Linked DNA regions of Homo sapiens: region 2 is linked to region 1. The links are chromatin loops, found by intact Hi-C in ENCODE. Cell type or tissue: pancreas. All regions are shown on one strand. Each heading gives the region's core, and the rest is flanking DNA. Links, peaks and the distances in the headings are about the cores only.

Region 1 (8,232 bases), core at 2,394-6,393:
TTAAGAATTGGAAAATATTTCACATGAATAAAAATGTTAACACAACAAAGCATGCAAGATACAGCAAATTTATAGCAGTCAATTTCTTCACGAAAAAAAGATTTCAAATAAATAACCTTGGACAAAGGGATTTCGTTGGGACAAAAAGTAATCACACTGAAATGCCTAACAGGAAAGAATGGAGAGTCAATGCTTTGGGAATAAGATCTTTGAGAATTGCCCACATAGTTAAGACAATCTAGCAGGAAATGTACAGGATTAAGGCCAGGTGCCAGCTCAGAAAGACCTAGAAAGACCCTAATTTCTGATGTCTATTTGATCTTCAGTCTCTGGACAAGCAGAAAATACAGGGAAAGGCCAAGTTGGAAACATTCTGGTAAACTGGAAAAGGTATTCTACAAGAGACACACAGGACACAGCTTCCAGAACTTGGAATTTTTTGCATTGGTAAATGTATTTATTTAAGTTAGTAAGTTATTCTACAACTGACACATAATTTCAAGTTTTTTTTTTTTTTTTTTTGAGACAGAGTCTTGCTCTGTCTCCAGGCTGGAGTGCAGTGGTGTGATCTCGGCTCACTGCAACCTCCGCCTCGTGGGTTCAAGCGATTCTCCTGCCTCAGCCTCCCGAGTAGCTGGGACTACAGGCGTGTGCCACTCCGCCCAGCTAGTTTTTGTATTTTTGGTAGAGACAGGGTTTCACCATGTTGGCCAGGACGGTCTGGATCTCCTAACCTCGTGATCCGCCCGCCTCAGCCTCCCAAAGTGCTGGGATTACAAGCGTGAGCCAACACACCAGGCCCTAATTTCAAATATTTATAGGGTATAGTGTAATGTCTTAAAACATATGTACATTGTGTTATAATAAAATTAGGGTAATCAGCATGTTCATTATCTCAAGCCATTATCATTTCTTTATAGTAATGACTTTCAAGTTACTGTTTTCTAGCTATTGTAAAATATATGTCGTTGTTATACCATAGTTGTTATAGTCACCCAACTGTGTAATAGAACATCAGAACTTATTTTTTCTATCTGACTGTAACTTTGCACCCAATGAATGGCCTCCCTTAATCTTTTTCTTCCCAGACCCATCCCCAGACTCTGGTAACCACCAGTGTATGCTTTTTTTTTTTTTTTTTTGAAACGGAGTCTCGCTCTGTCGCCCAGGCTGGAGTTCAGTGGCGCCATCTCGGCTCACTGCAAGCTCTGCCTCCCGGGTTCATGCCATTCTCCTGCCTCAGGCTCCCGAGTAGCTGGGACTACAGGCGCCCGCCACCACACCCCGCTAAATTTTTGTATTTTTAGTAGAGATGTGGTTTCACCGTGTTAGCCAGGATGGTCTCGATCTCCTGACCTCGTGATCCGCCTGCCTCGGCCTCCCAAAGTGCTGGGATTAGAGATGTGAGCCACTACGCCGGGCCAACACCAGTCTATGCTTAACTTCTGCAAGATCAGCTTTCCTATATTCCACTTATTAGTGAGCACATACAGTATTTGTTTTTCAGTCTATGGTTTATTTCATTGAACATTATATTATCTAGGTTCACACATATTGCCACAAATGACAGTATTTTGTTCCTTTCCAAAGTCAAATAGCATTCCATTGTGTCTATATACCACGTTTTCTTTATATATTTATTTATTGATGGACGCGTTTTGATTTCATCTCTTGGCTACCGTGAATAGTGCTGGAATAAACTGATAGTGCAAATATCTTTTTGACATACTGATTTTAATTACTTTGGCTATATAACAGTAGTTCAATAATGAACCATATGTTAGCTCTATTTTTAATTTTTTGAGAACTCACCATACTACTTTTTATAATGATTGTACTAAGCTACATCCCCATCAACAGTGACAAAGAGTTTTCCTCTCACTACAGCCTCATGTGTATTTGTTATATTTTGTCTTCTTGGTACTAGCCATTGTTACTAGGGCGGGAGGATATCTCATTATAGCTTCAATTTTCATTTCCCTTATAGTTAGTAATGTTGAGCATTTTGTTATAAACCTGCCAGTCATTTGTACACTTTTTTTGGAAAACTGTCTATTAAGGTATTTTGTCATTTTTAAATTGGATTATTTGTTTTGTTGTGTGGTTTGTTTGCTTGCTGGTTAGTTGTTTGAATCCTTTATATACTCAGGATATTTGTATGGTTTGCAAATGTTTGTTCCCATTCTGTATCTTGTCTCTTCACTATGTTGATTGCTTTGTTTGCTTTGCACCCTTTTAGTTTGATATAATCTACTTGCCTTATTTTCTATTGTTGCCTATGCTCTTGAGGTCCTATACAAAAATTTCATTTAAAGATCAATGTCATACAGAATTCCCCATTTGTTTTCTTCAAGTAGTATTATAGTTTTGGGTTGTATACTTAAGTTCTTAATGCATTGAAGTGGATTTTTTAATATGGTAAGAAATAAGGATCTGGTTTTACTAGCCTGCATGTAGATATACAGTTTTTTTCAGCATCATTTATTGAAGAGACTATTTTTCTCCAATGTGTGTTCTTGTCACCTTTGTCAAAAAATCATCTGTCTTTTTAGTGTGGATTTATTTCTGGGTTCTCTAATCTGTTCCACTGGTCTAAGTGTCTGTTGTTATTGACAGTACCATGTTGTTTTTGTTACCATAGATTTGTAGTATGTCTTGAAGTCACGTGATGCGATATGTCCAGCTTTGTGTGTGTTCTTTCTCTCAAGATTACTTTGGCTATTTTTGGTATTTTTTTATTTCATTTGAATTTTATTTTTTTTCTATTTCTATTTCTAGATTTCTAGAATTTCATTGACATTTTGATGAAAATTGTCATAAATATGTAGATCATTTTGGAAAATGCAAACATATTAATTATATTATTCTTCAAATATGAAGGCAGAATATGCTTTTTTGGTATAGTTAATTTTTTTCATCAGTGTTTTATATTACTGTTTACGTTACTTTTAATAGCAAAAACTGCAATTACTTCTGCACCAACCTAATAATTATTGTAGATCTCTTACACCTCCTTGGTTAAATTTATTTCTAGGTATTTTATTTTACTCTGTAGCAATTATTTATAAGATTGCTTTCTTAATTCTTAATTTCTTTTTCAAATACTTTGTTACTGACATATAGAAATGCTACTTATTTTGTATGTTGATTTGGCATCCTGCCACTTTAGTAAGTTAATGTATTAGTTCTAATAGTTTCTTAATGGAATCAAGATTTTCTATATACATAATCATGCCATCAGTGAACAAAAACAACTTCACTTCCTTTTTACCAATTCAGATGTCCTTTTTTTCTTTCTCTTGCATAGTTGCTCTGGCTGGGACTTCAAGTACTATGTTGAAAAAAAATGGTAGAGGTGGGCATACTTGCCTGGTTACATATCTTGGGGAAGGGCTTTTAATTTTCCCCCATTTAGTATGATGTTAGCTATTGGTTTTTCATATGTGGCTTTTTATTTTGTGGAGGTATGTTCCTCCAATATCGAAATTTTAGAGAGTTTTTATCTTTAAAACTCTTTATGAGCGGTGCTAAATTTTACTGAATACATGTTTTTGGATGTGTTGAAATGACTATATAGTTTTTGACTTTGATTATGTTATGATGAATCTTGTTTATTGATATGACTATATTGAACCATTTTTGCATCTTTGGGATAAACTCCGCTTTCTCATGGTAAATATTCTTTTTAAAATGTTGTTGAGTTCAAATTCCTGGCATTTTTTCAAATATTTTTGCATCTGTGTTCATGAGAGATATTGATCCGTAGTTTTACTTTCTGTTGTGATTTTGGTATCATGGTAATACTGGCCTTGTAGAATGAGTTTGCAGTAATTTCCTCCTCTTTCATATTTTGTAAAGATTTAAGAAGTATTGGTATTAATTCTTCTTTAAATGTTTTCAGACGTTAACAGTAAAGCCATTAGTCCCTGGGCTTTTCTTTGAGAGGAGAGTTTTTATTTCTAGTTTGATCTTGTTACTAATTATTTGTCTTTTTATATTTGCTATTTTTTCATGATTTAATCTTGATAGGTTGCATGTTTCCACAGATTTATCTATTTTTTTCCCAGTTTTTCATTTTATTGACATACAGTTGATCTTAATAGTCTCTTGTGATCCTTTGTATGTCTGTGGTAGCAGTTGTGATTTCTCCCTTTTTATTTCTACTTTTATTTATTTGACTCTTCTCTGTTACTTTCTTAGTCTATTAGGAAGTGTTGATTTTATTATTTCAAAAAACCAACTTCATCATTTGTATTTTCAATTTTTAATTCTCTATTTTATTTATTTTTACTTGGATTTTTGTTATTTCTTCCCTTCTACTTTTTGACATTTGTTTCTTCTTGTTTTGCTGGTTCTTTGAGATGTAATATTAGGTTATTTATTAGAAATATATCTTCTTTTTCATGTAGGTGTTTATTGTTATAAACTTTTCTCTTATAACTGCTTTTGCTGTATCTCAAATTTTTTTGATATGTGGTATTTTCATTTTCATTTGTCTCAAGAAAATCAGTTTTCAATTTTTTTCAAAATAAAAATTTATTTAATCTGTAACAAGATCATTGAATCTGCACATTTGCAAGCAAGTTCACATTTAAATACAGCAGAGCACATCAGTAATAAAAAAAATCTATAATACAAGTGGAACATCCCAACCACCAGGAAGATTAAGGAAGGAGATGAGACCACTCTGTATTCTGCTTTCAAATGCCTCAAAATGGTCCCAGAGATTCCAGGGAGCATCTGCTTTAATAAAATGCGAGCATAAAAGTTTGGGGTGGCTTGGGGCAAAGGTAATAGTCAGAGGGAGAGTCTTCTGGACTTGTTTTCCATGTTTAGAACAAGTCCTATAAAACAAAGCAGAAAGCAAAAAAAAAAAAAAAAAGAAGAACAAAAAAAGAAAAAGAAAAGAAAAGGCACCTTTAGATATGCCAAGCAAACCAAAATCCAACAAAACATAAAAATCAAACATTTTCCTGTGGGCTTACTGATTGGGAAGCACTTCAGGGCCAGTTACCCAGTATTTTAGTTTGGGTATTAGCTCTGCATGTGTACACAGGACGCTGCCACCAACATTGCTTTGAGGACACAGATGGCAGCACCAGTCAAATGCCTCTTGGGGGATCTTCAAGCTGATTAAGGATGATTCTAATTTAGAAATCCTGTCCTAGATCTCTGGGGCACTGAGAAAATGAGGCCGGTTTTCTTCTCATAGCAGGAGCCAGCGCCGTTCACCCTCCATTTCCAGGCTGAAAAAGTACAGAAGCACCTTGCAGTAGCTCTTTATGGTGTCAAGGGACCCCACGCCCTGGGAGAAGGGTTAGGAGTTTGCAGCTTCCGGCTTTGGTGGCAGGCCTTTTCCTAATATGGGTGTCAGAGGAGTTGAGGCAACAAATATGCTTGTGTCTAATACATGCCTTGATCTTTTAATTTGGAAGGGAAAACAAAGTCCAAGATGCTTTTAAGTTGGATTGGTGCTGAAACAACTAAAATTTCATCTTATCCACCATGAAAAAGCAAAACAAAATTTGAAAAATGACACTAGCCGTTCACCATTACAGCCATCACTATAAGGCACACCATCACTGAGGAAATGACAACTATTTCCGTAGAGAGTGCTGGATCAGAGTGCAGGACACAGATGGAAGTCAGCTTCAGGGTATACTCACTTATTCACAAGGGCTGACCATAATGGCACTGCTCTGCATGAGGACTCACAGGACAGCTAGGGCACTGATGCCTGCAGGACTGCGTGGCCAACAAGATGATGCACATTTAATATTCAAAATGTAAACAAAGTATCCACAAATAGTCCAAAAAAGCCTGGGGGCTGTCCCCTTTCCTGAGCAGGTCTCAGGGAAGAACCAGCCCCATCCCCATCTGACCCAGGTCTCAGCCCAGGAGCCTGCATAGGGAAGAAAGGACAGACAGGGCCTCCATGCGGCTGACACTCAGGAGGGGCCGGGGCAAGAGAGCAGAGGGAGCATAGGGCCAGGCAGGGGCTGCTCAGGATCCATGGGGGCTCAGGGTGCACAATGGGGCCGCCCCTTCTGGGCTACAGGCAGCATCCCCTATGGGACCTGAGAAAGTCCAGTCCTGCGATGGGACAGTGCTGCCCAGGGGTGTGTGGCTGGGCCCTGACAGCAGTCTCCCCAAAAGTGACCACATCACCAGGCTCAGTTCCAGGAAGGCTGAGAAGTGCCCAGTACACCGAGGATGCATCTGGAGCCCATCCTGTCTAACGGACTCTGACCATCCTGCATCCACTTGCCTCTCCTACATATTGGCCACCACCCCTTCACTTTTCCTCATTTCTCCATCGTGTCTGACCCAGAGGCTGTGACCCTCTCTCCAGCCACAGTAGCCCTTTTTTTACCCTTGTCCTGTCAGAGCTCCTGAGCAAGACTCCCCAGATCCATCCACATGCCTGCCTTGTCCACTTGTGCTGCTGTGCACTGCTGGGGTGGCACCAGAGGCAATGAGGTTGTCTGAGGGCCCCACAGGTGGCCAGCTTGGCCCTTTACCTCATCCCTAGCCTCAGGGGGGTTCTTAGGGCTGTCAGCCAGCAGCTCTGGATTAGGGCACCTGGCTGTCCTCCCATTGTATTTTTCTGACTCTGCCTCGCTCACCTATCCTCTGTCCATGGTGCTGACCAAGCCAGCAGGGAGCAGGTCCCCAGAGGGTGCTGTTGAGCTTTGGGGACCGACCGAGGCTCCTCTGCTGAGGGGTCCCAGGTGAGTCGCTGCCCCTGGTTCTACGTCATCTGCTGTCCTTTTCAGCATCATCCCCCCCGCCCCACCCCAGGCCGGCTCCATGCAGATGCATTCCAGAGTCACCAGTCTCAGGGTCCTCTGTTGTAGGATGGAGATTACTGTACCTTCTGTACGCATTCATATTTATTGTGTGAAATAAAGTATAGAATCTAAAGTAAATGAGGACTTTGATTTGCATTTTCCTGATGATTACTGATGTTGAGCACTTCTTAGCCATTTTTATATCTTTTTTTAAAGATAAATGTCTATTCCGGTTCTTTGCTTGTTTTTAAATCAGGTTATTAGATTTTGGTGAGTTGTTTCTCTTTTTTTCTGTTCAGTTGTGTGGATTTCTTATGTATTTTGATATTAATCCCTTGTGAGATATATTGTTAGCAAATATTTTCTCCGAGTTCGTAAGCTTCTTTTTAATTTCATTGATTGGTTTCTCCTGTGCAGAAGCTTTAGGGTTAGATGTACTCCTACTTGTATTTTTTATTTTTGTTGCTTGTGCTTTTAATGTCATATTTAATAAATTATTATCTGAACCAATGTCAAGGAGTTTTGCCCTATGTATTCTTCTAGGAATTTTACAGTTTCTGATTAAATAACAATGGGATATCACCTCCCATCTCTTAGGATGGCTGTTATAAAAAGGACAAGATATAACAAGTGTTGGTGATGGTGTGGAGAGAAGGGAACCTTCGTACACTGCTGATTGAAATGTAAGCTAGTACAGCCATTATGGAAAACAGTATGAAGCTTCCTGAAAATCTAAAAGTAGAATTACCATATGGCTCAGCAACCCCTCTTATAAATTATATGTCGACAGGAAATGAAATCAGCATCTTGTAGAGATATCTGCACTCCCCTCTTCTCCGTGCCCCACCGCAGCATCATTCCCAACAGCCAAGCCATGGGATCACGTTACTGTGCATTGATGGACAAGTGGAGAAAAAAAAATGTGGGGGAGGTGTTTGTGTGTGTGTGTGTGTGTGTATAATACATTATATAATATAATATTTTTCAGCTTTTAAAAAGGAGAAGATACTGCCATTTGTGATAACATAAATGATCCTGGAGGATATTAAGCTAAGTGAAATAGCTTAGGGAGAGAGGAAAATACTGCATAATTTCTGTTATATATGAAATCTTTAAAAAGAGTAAATACATAGATACAGGACAGAATGATAACTAGGGGGAGAAAAAACACAACTCAACATTTCAGTTTATAAAATAAATGAATCTAGAGGACTAAAGTACAGTTTAAAGGTTATAGTTACTATTTTTATATGATATACTGGTAATTTTTTAACAGGGTAAACTTTAGGTGCTTTGACACCAAAAGGAAACTACATGAGTTCATGCATATGTTAAATTGTTTTACTGTAGTCATCATTGATATGCGTATATATATAATTATGGGCTCATTAAATTTAAATATTATAAATAGGTAACAAAGAATAAAATTAATTAGAAAACT
Region 2 (8,232 bases), core at 2,578-6,577, 450 kb after region 1:
GGCGCCCGCCACTGCACCCAGCTAATTTTTTGTATTTTTAGTAGAGACAGGGTTTCACCATGGTCTCCATCTCCTGACCTCGTGATCCGCCCGCCTCGGCCTCCCAAAGTGCTGGGATTACAGGCGTGAGCCACCGCGCCAGGCCAAGCTCTTGATATTAAAAAAGAAACTACAAAAGCAGGCTATAGAATCAGATAGCACCTTAGAGAACCTCCTGAAGGTAGCCACTTCAGCCTTTTATAATAGGGACCAGGAGAAAACCCAAGAGAAAGCGAGGAAACTCAGGAGAAGGACAAAGGCTCTAGTAGTTGCTTTGCAAGCCTGCAATGTCCAGGATTTCCAAGGTTCATCTGCTCATTGCTATCAGTCTGGCAAGTCAGGGTACTTTAAGAAGCAGTGCCCAAGCATCAAGAAGAAGCCACCTCAACCCTCTGCAGGCTGTGGCAGAGACACTAGAGAGCAAACTGCCCCCAGAGATGAGGTCACTAGATTCAGAACCAGTCTCACAGATCGTTTGGCAGGAATAATGGGTCCTAGGGACCCAACCCCCAGCTCCAGCAGCTCAAACTGCCATTATAGCCTAGGATCCCAAGGTGATTCTGGAAATTAAAAGAAGGAAGATAATCATCCTTCTAAACAATAGAGCCAGTCTCCCTCTTTTCTGTTCTCTAATTCAGGTCTCCCCTCTTCCTGTAGCCACTGCCATGGTGGCTCTACTACTTAGAAAAGTCTCCAAATTAACCCTGGAAATTATAATCATAATTCTCTTTAATTATACTAGAGAATTTAACTTACACCCCACACAACATGACACAATTACTGTCCTCTAGGGGGACCTCTTAGGTAACAAATAGCCAGTAAAGCAAAAAATACATAAGGCAAGATACTCAGTAGTCACTCTAAACAACGTTATTAAAAGTGTGTCTCTCTCCCCAGCACAAACGCTCAATTAGCTGAACTGATAGCTCTTACAAGAGGACTTGAATTAAACAAAGGAAAGGTAGCTAACATTTACACAGACTAAAAGTATGCTTTCTTGGTTCTTCATGCTCATGCTGCCATTTGGAAGAAAATACATTTTCTTACCGCTAATGGATCTCTTTTAAAGTATCACCAGAAAATTATTCTCCGTTTTTCTTCCATGAAAAATAGCAATGATGCATTGTAAGGGACATCAAAAGGGAACAGATGAAGTAGCCGAAGGAAATACGTTAGCTAATCAGGCAATTAAGTCAGCAGCAAGGAAGCCTTGAGGCATCAACACACTTCAAGCCCCTCTAACCTGGGAAGGCTCCATAAGAGAAATTAAGCCTCAGTACTCCCCTGCAGAAATAGAATGGGCCACTTTTCGAGGGTATATTTTTAGACCTCAGGATGGCTACAATCAGAGGATGGCAAACTCCATTCGCCAGCCTTCAGCCAAAGGAAAATCCTTAGAATCTTTCACCAAGTTTTTCACTTAAGAAAGGATAAAACTTATCACTATGCCCAGAGATTGTTTTCAGAAGAGAACTTACTAAAAACAGTCAAATAGGTTGTTAATTCCTGTGAAGTCTGTCTTAAAAATAATCCACTGAACAGGTGGCTCCTTCCTCCTAAAACCCAAAAAATAAGAAGCTATCCAGGGGGAGGACTGGCTGATAGACTTCACCCGCATGCCAAAGACAAAGGGTATCCAATACCTTCTGTTTTGGGTATATACTTTTACTAACTGGGTGGAAGCATTTCCATGCCATACAGAAAAGACCTCTGAGGTAATAAAAGTGTTAATTAATAAAATAACTCCAGCCAGGCGCGGTGGCTCAGGCCTGTAGTCCCAGCACTTTGGGAGGCCGAGGCGAGCGGATCACGAGTTCAGGAGTTCGAGACCAGCCTGGCCAACATGGTGAAACTTCGTCACTACTAAAAATACAAAAAAATTAGGCATGGTGGTGCACACCTGTAATCCTAGCTATTCAGGAGGCTGAGGCAGGAGAATTGCTTGAACCTGGGAGGCGGAGGTTGCAGTGAGCTGAGATCATGCCACTGCACTCCAGCCTGGGTGACAAAGCGAGACTCTGTTTCAGAAAAAGATAAACAAACAAAAAAAACCCCTGCTTTGGTCTACCTAAATACCTTCAAAGTGACAATGGCCCCTCATTTAAGGCAGCTGTCACATGGGAGTCTCAAATGTGCTAGGCACAGAATATGGTCTCCATTGTGCTTAAAAATCCCAATTCTCAGTAAAGGTATAGAACAAATGATATTATCAAGAGACACCTTAAAAAACTTGTCACTCTTCTTCCCATGGCCTTACTATGGGTAAGAAATATGCCTTCCAAGTTAGGTGTAACCTGGGTGCGGTGGCTCAGGCCTGTAATCCTAGCACTTTGGGAGGCCGAGGCTGGTGGATCACAAGGTCAGGAGATCAAGACCATCCTGGCTAATACGTTGAAACCCCATCTCTACTAAAAATATAAAAACAAAATAAGCTGGGTGTGGTGGCGGGCGCCTGTAGTCCCAGTTACTAGGGAGGCTGAGGTGGGAGAATGGCATGAACCCAGGAGGCAGAACTTACAGTGAACCGAGATCGCGGCACTGCACTCCAGCCTGGGAGACAGAGTGGGACTCTGTCTCAAACAAACAAACAAAAACAAAGTTAGGTCTAAGCTCTATAAATGGCCTTTTCTTACCAACGATTTTTCTATTAAAGCAGAAAACCTAATTTGGTTAAGTATGTAACCTCTCTAGCTCACTTCCAACAAAAATTAACACAACTAGCAGTAGCCCAACCCTAAGAAATAAGACCACCTTCATTTAACCCAGGAGATTTGCTATCAGTAAATCTCATGCCTCTCTCTCTCTTTCCCTAAGCCCAAGCTGGGAAGGGCCCTACACTGTTTTTTTTCAACCCCCTCTTCCCTTGGCAATAAAAGTTACAGGTATTTGCTGGGCGTGGTGGCTTATGACTGTAATCCCAGCACTTTGGGAGGCCAAGGTGGGCGGATCACCTGAGGCCAGGAGTTTGAGACAAGCCTGGCCAACATGGTGAAACCTCATCTCTACTAAAAATACAAAAATTAGCTGGGCTGCATGGTATGGGGCTGTGATTTCAGCTACTCGGGAGGCTGAGGCAGGAGAATCGTTTGAACCCAGGAGGCTGAGGTTGCAGTGAGCCAAGATCGCACCACTGCACTTCAGCCTGGGCGACAGAGCAAGACTCCATCTCAAAAAAAAAAAAAAAAAAAAAAAAAAAAAAATTACAGATATCAACTCTTGGATACACCACACTCAAGTCAAGTCCTGAAGAGCTGAGGGAGCAACCCCTTACAAGCCCAGAGGAATGTCCTGAATATCAGTGTGAAGAAATAGAAAATCTTAAGCTGAAAATCATAAAAGATAAGTAACTTAGGGCTACTCATCTTGCTCACTACTACGTCATTGGACACTTTTTGTCATTTCTATTTTTCCTCTCCAAGTTTGCCGCCAACTATTAAAACTTCTCTTTTAACACATATTTACAAGAAAATTTTAATTATTCATAGGATTGCATTTGTAACTTCATAGAACCCCAAAGGGAAATTCTATACCTTGGCAAATAAAATTTATAAATAAAAATTACTACATCACTCTTGTGGGAGTTGCTAAATTCACTCTACTATTTGTAGTAGAACTATACACTATGGAACTCACAGTGTGGAATTCTAGTTGTAAAATTCTAATTGCCATAATACTTTGCCTAATTATCATCTTTATAAGAGGAATAATAATTGAATAATTGTAGAAAAAATTTAGTCAAGGTTGCTTTGCTTAATTATTATCCCTATAGCAGGGGTAATAGTTACAGACAAGAAGTAAGCATGAAAGTTATACTATCACTGAGCTTGACAGGACTTTTTATTAAAGATTGGCAATATGGTGCACTCCAAGCTATGGAAAGAAGGTTATAAAAGAGATTTTATAAGCAAGGCTTTTATGGTAAATTCTTGTCCTAAAAAGACTGGTTGTTTAAAGGAAGGATATTTAGGACAAGTCAGAAAGTTTAAGAATGTTGTAAGATAATCTGTGGAAGTCATGAAAGAACTTAATAAAGGAAAGAAATGGCCAAGATTAACACTTAAGTTACTTTAGCCACTGAATAATGTATTTCTCTTAATCATATCACAAGTTATAAAAAATTGCCCGAACCTAAAATTATCTCCTGACGGCAAGCCAAGGGGATAAATGTATGTGTTTCTCAAAGAAAAATGTTACTTTTACAGTAACGTTTCTGGTAGTCTACAGCGACATCTAGTGGACATCTACCTGTATTACAACTAATTGAAATAGTAACAGGTATCAAACTCTGCTGTCATAGTTATGGCCTATAGTACTCTCACTAATAATAATAATCTTAATACTCATGTTAAAACCCTATATTCTAAAACTTCTTGTAAAATTTATCTTTTTACCTAGAAAAAAACTCCAAATGGCGCTGCAAACAGAACCACCCATAGACATGCCATTCTTCCGAGAACACTTAAATAAACCTCAGGAGGAGCCCCAGCTGTTGATCCCCCACACGACACCCCTTTTCAGCAGGAAGTAGCCAGAAATATTCGTCGTCCAACACCCCCAACAGCAGTTAGAATACTATCTTCTGAGGGGTGAATAACATAGGAGTTTAAAAAAATATATTTTAGGCAGTTAGCAAGGGTAAAAGAGTTCTCGGTGGAATTTTCCTTCAATGAAAAGCAGCCAAAAAACCATCTCTTTTCTAAAAGAAAGCAGCCTGAAAAGTCAAACTGCAAGCATAGATAAGCAAGCTGGAAGTTTGCATATGTAAATGCCAGCAGCTATACTAAAAGCCAAGTACACTCAAAGTGGCGATTCCCTCTCCCTTTACTTTGTCACCATGCATGTGGGTGTCCACATTTGCATAATAAGATTAGTGTGGGAGGGCCAGTTTCCTCGTGTGCTATGTAAATGCCACACCTGGTCAAACCAATTTCCTGGGACATATATAAATCAATCACTGCCTCCTCAAGCCTCTCTATAAAATTGATCACATTCTGCCCCAAACCTGGAAACCTGCTATGGTGACCCACTTTCTCCGCAGGAGGAAGCTCTCTCTCTCCCTCTCTCTCTTCTGTCTTTTGTCTATTAAACTTTCTGCTCCTGAAACTCATTCCGTGTGTGTGTTCGAGTCATTACTCTTCTCAGTGCAGGACAACAAACTTCGGGTATTTCCCCAGACAATGAAGCCACTTCACTATGACTCTGCTGCGTGTGGTCTGTTTTCAGGAGAGGATTGTAACATATCTGTGGCTGAGCTCCTAGGTGATATGACTCTCCTGCTTGATTTCTGCCCTAAGGGAAGACTGTGACATATCCTTGGCCAAAAACCTACATGGTATGACTTCTCACTCACAACCCACAGGTGGGTTTGTGACATATATTTTATCCAGCTCACAGGTGTATTGATTACTCTCATACTTCAAATCAGCCAATAGAAGAGATACTGTCTTCCATAGCTAGTCTTAGAAAAAAAAGTAAGATGATGAGTCTCCTCTTTGAATGAAGGTCATAAAAAATTACCATTCTTTTACATATCATATAAAGCCCTCAAGTGGTAGAGAGAGTGTCACAGTAAACAAGTGAGATTGTGTTTCTCATATGTGCACCCCACAAACTGTTAATATTGTCACCTCACACATATGGACAGTGCCAACTGGGGAGGTCCTTAGTCTCACATGTTGACACAGCTCACAGTTCGGACTGTGACTGTCATATGTAAACATCCAGCTACAGTTGAAATGGCAACTCGTTTCTAATTCTGGCAGGTTTGAGCTGTTCTATGTAGACATATCAAATTGGAGAGATGTTGACTATCATATTTGAGCTTTGGGCCACAGGTAGAATCATGGGTTCATACAAACACAAAAATCTTAGAGCAGATTGTGACTTTAATGTATATTGTATAAAGCCCTCAGGTGTTACAGAGGGTGTCCTAACAAAGCATGGCACACAGGTGAGATTATGACACTCATATACACACCCAGCCAACAATAAAATTGTCATTCTTCTACATGAACACAGGCCACTGTTGAGGTTCTGAATCTCACATCCAAAAAAAGTAGAAGTTGAAAAATTAACTCATACATTGCTTTGGTTCATAGGTGGGTAGGTGACCTTCAGACCAAGATCGAGCATATCTATGAGGCTTTGACTCCATTAAAGGGACACAGTCTGCAGGAGGGATTGAGGCTCTTGTGGATGGATTCAGTAAAGTGTTGAGACTGGGTCACACACTTAGACCCAACATACAGGAGGTGGCGCCTCTCATACCTGGAACTGGGACATGTGCAGGATTCTTAATTTCATGCCTGGACCTTCCTACGGCTGCAATTGTGACATACACCTCCGCCTAGCACTTGAGCAATTTTACTTTCCTTCTTGGGCTCAGCTGACAGACTGAATGGTTATATATTGCTGCACCCAGCACTTAGTCGATGTGAATTTATTCTTTTGCCTTAGGTTTGCCTACAGGGAGAATTTTGACATATGACTGTTCTTCACACTTAGGTTATATGACTCTCCTCCCTATGCCTTGCCCATGGGGGCCACTGTGGGCCCCTGTGGGGGATTTAATCCCCCAGCCTGTGCTCTGCCTATAGAAGGCATTGTGACATATCTTCCACCCGTGGCCCAGGTGATGAGACTCTCTTTATTTGCCTGGTTTTTCTGTTTACAAGTGGAATTGTAACATATCACTGAACATAGCGCTTCACTGATGTGACTCCTCTTCTTCCTACGTTCTGCCTACAGAGGACATTGTGACATATCATTGGGCCCAACACCAAAGTGACATTACTCATTTGTCTCGGCCTTGACCTCAGAAAGCACTGTGACATATTGCTGGACCCAGTACCAAGGTGATGTGAGCCTTCTCCCTGGATGCTGTTCACAGGAGTTATTGTGACACATACCTAAGGACCCATTGTCTATTTGATGTGGCTTTCCTCTATTACCTGAACTCTGCCCATAAGAAAGATTGTGATATACCTCTGGGTCCAGCACTGAGATGTTGGCACTCTTCTCCTTGCCTGTGCCATGCCTACAGAAATGAAAGTGACTTATCACTGTGTCCAGCGAACACATGATGTGACTCTTCTGCCTGGCCTATGCCCACAGGAATTATTGTGACATACCTCTAGGCTCATCACCTAAATAATATGACTCTCCTCTTTTTTCTTAAATCTGTCCACAGTGGGGATTATCACACATTGCTTTGCCCAGCAGCTATGTGATGTGACTCTTCTCTTATGCATGAGCCCTGCCCTCTGGGCCAGTGATGACATAGAGCTGGGCATAATCTTTAGGTTATGTAACTGTTCTTTCTCAGCCCTATCCAAAAGGAGTATTGTGACATATCTCTGAGCTCTTCACCAAGGTAATGTGACTCTCCTGCCCAAGCTGCTTCCTCATAAGGTATTGTGACATATTGCTGGATCCAGCAATAGGTGATATAAACCTACTCATCTACTTGGGTCTGCCTAAGAAAGAATTGTGATGTATTTCTGGGCCCAGCACCTAGGTGATGTGATTCTCGCCTCCTGCCTGTGCCCTGAATACATTATGTGTTGTGATATATGGCTGGGCCCAGCACTTAAGTGATGTGACATTCCTCTTTAGCCTTGGCCTTGCATATTTTGAGTATTTGTGACATATCATTGGGCCCAACACTGAGGAGATAGAAAGATATTGCCTGTGCCCTTACCACAGGGGACCTTGTGACATATCTCTCCATCTATTACCTAGGAGATATGGCTCTGCTCTTTAGCCTGCACCCTGCCCACAGAGAAAATTGTGACATATTGCTGGGCCCAGCAACTGAGCGATGTTACTCTCTTGCTTGGTTCTTGCCCAAAGGGAGCATTGTGAAATATTCCTGGCCTAACACCCAGCTGATGTGACCCTTCTGCATGCTCCCGATTCACAGGTAAGATTGTGAAATACACCTTGGCCCAGTTCACAGCTGCGATGATGACTCTGTTACCTTGAACCAGCCAGTTAAAGAGACACTGTGTCTTGTAACCAAAACAGCATGGTACTGGTAGAAAAACAGACACATAGGCCAATGAAACCAGAAGAGAAAACTCAGAAATAAGACTGCACATTACAATCATCTGATCTTTGACAAACCTAAAAAAACAAGCAATGGGGAAAGGATTACTTATTTAATAAATGGTTCTGGGAGAACTGGCTAGCCAT

Evidence for each region. Peaks named below come from ENCODE experiments on the same cell type or tissue, not always from the same donor. Only the 100,000 strongest peaks of a DNase experiment are listed, where the experiment ranks them.
Region 2: a loop joins it to region 1, with 12 times the contacts of the local background. A loop is called at or near these places in 81 of 110 quality-filtered maps.

The regions. Positions count from the first base shown.
Region 1 is chr7:64,168,504-64,176,735 of GRCh38, forward strand. No RefSeq gene overlaps it. Among named protein-coding and RNA genes, the nearest start is that of ZNF735, 35 kb to the right of the region's middle. In pancreas, for the core only: no CTCF peak of the experiment used is centred there; no DNase peak of the experiment used is centred there.
Region 2 is chr7:64,621,024-64,629,255 of GRCh38, forward strand. No RefSeq gene overlaps it. Among named protein-coding and RNA genes, the nearest start is that of ZNF107, 41 kb to the right of the region's middle. In pancreas, for the core only: a CTCF peak has its summit at 4,273 (motif pointing left); no DNase peak of the experiment used is centred there.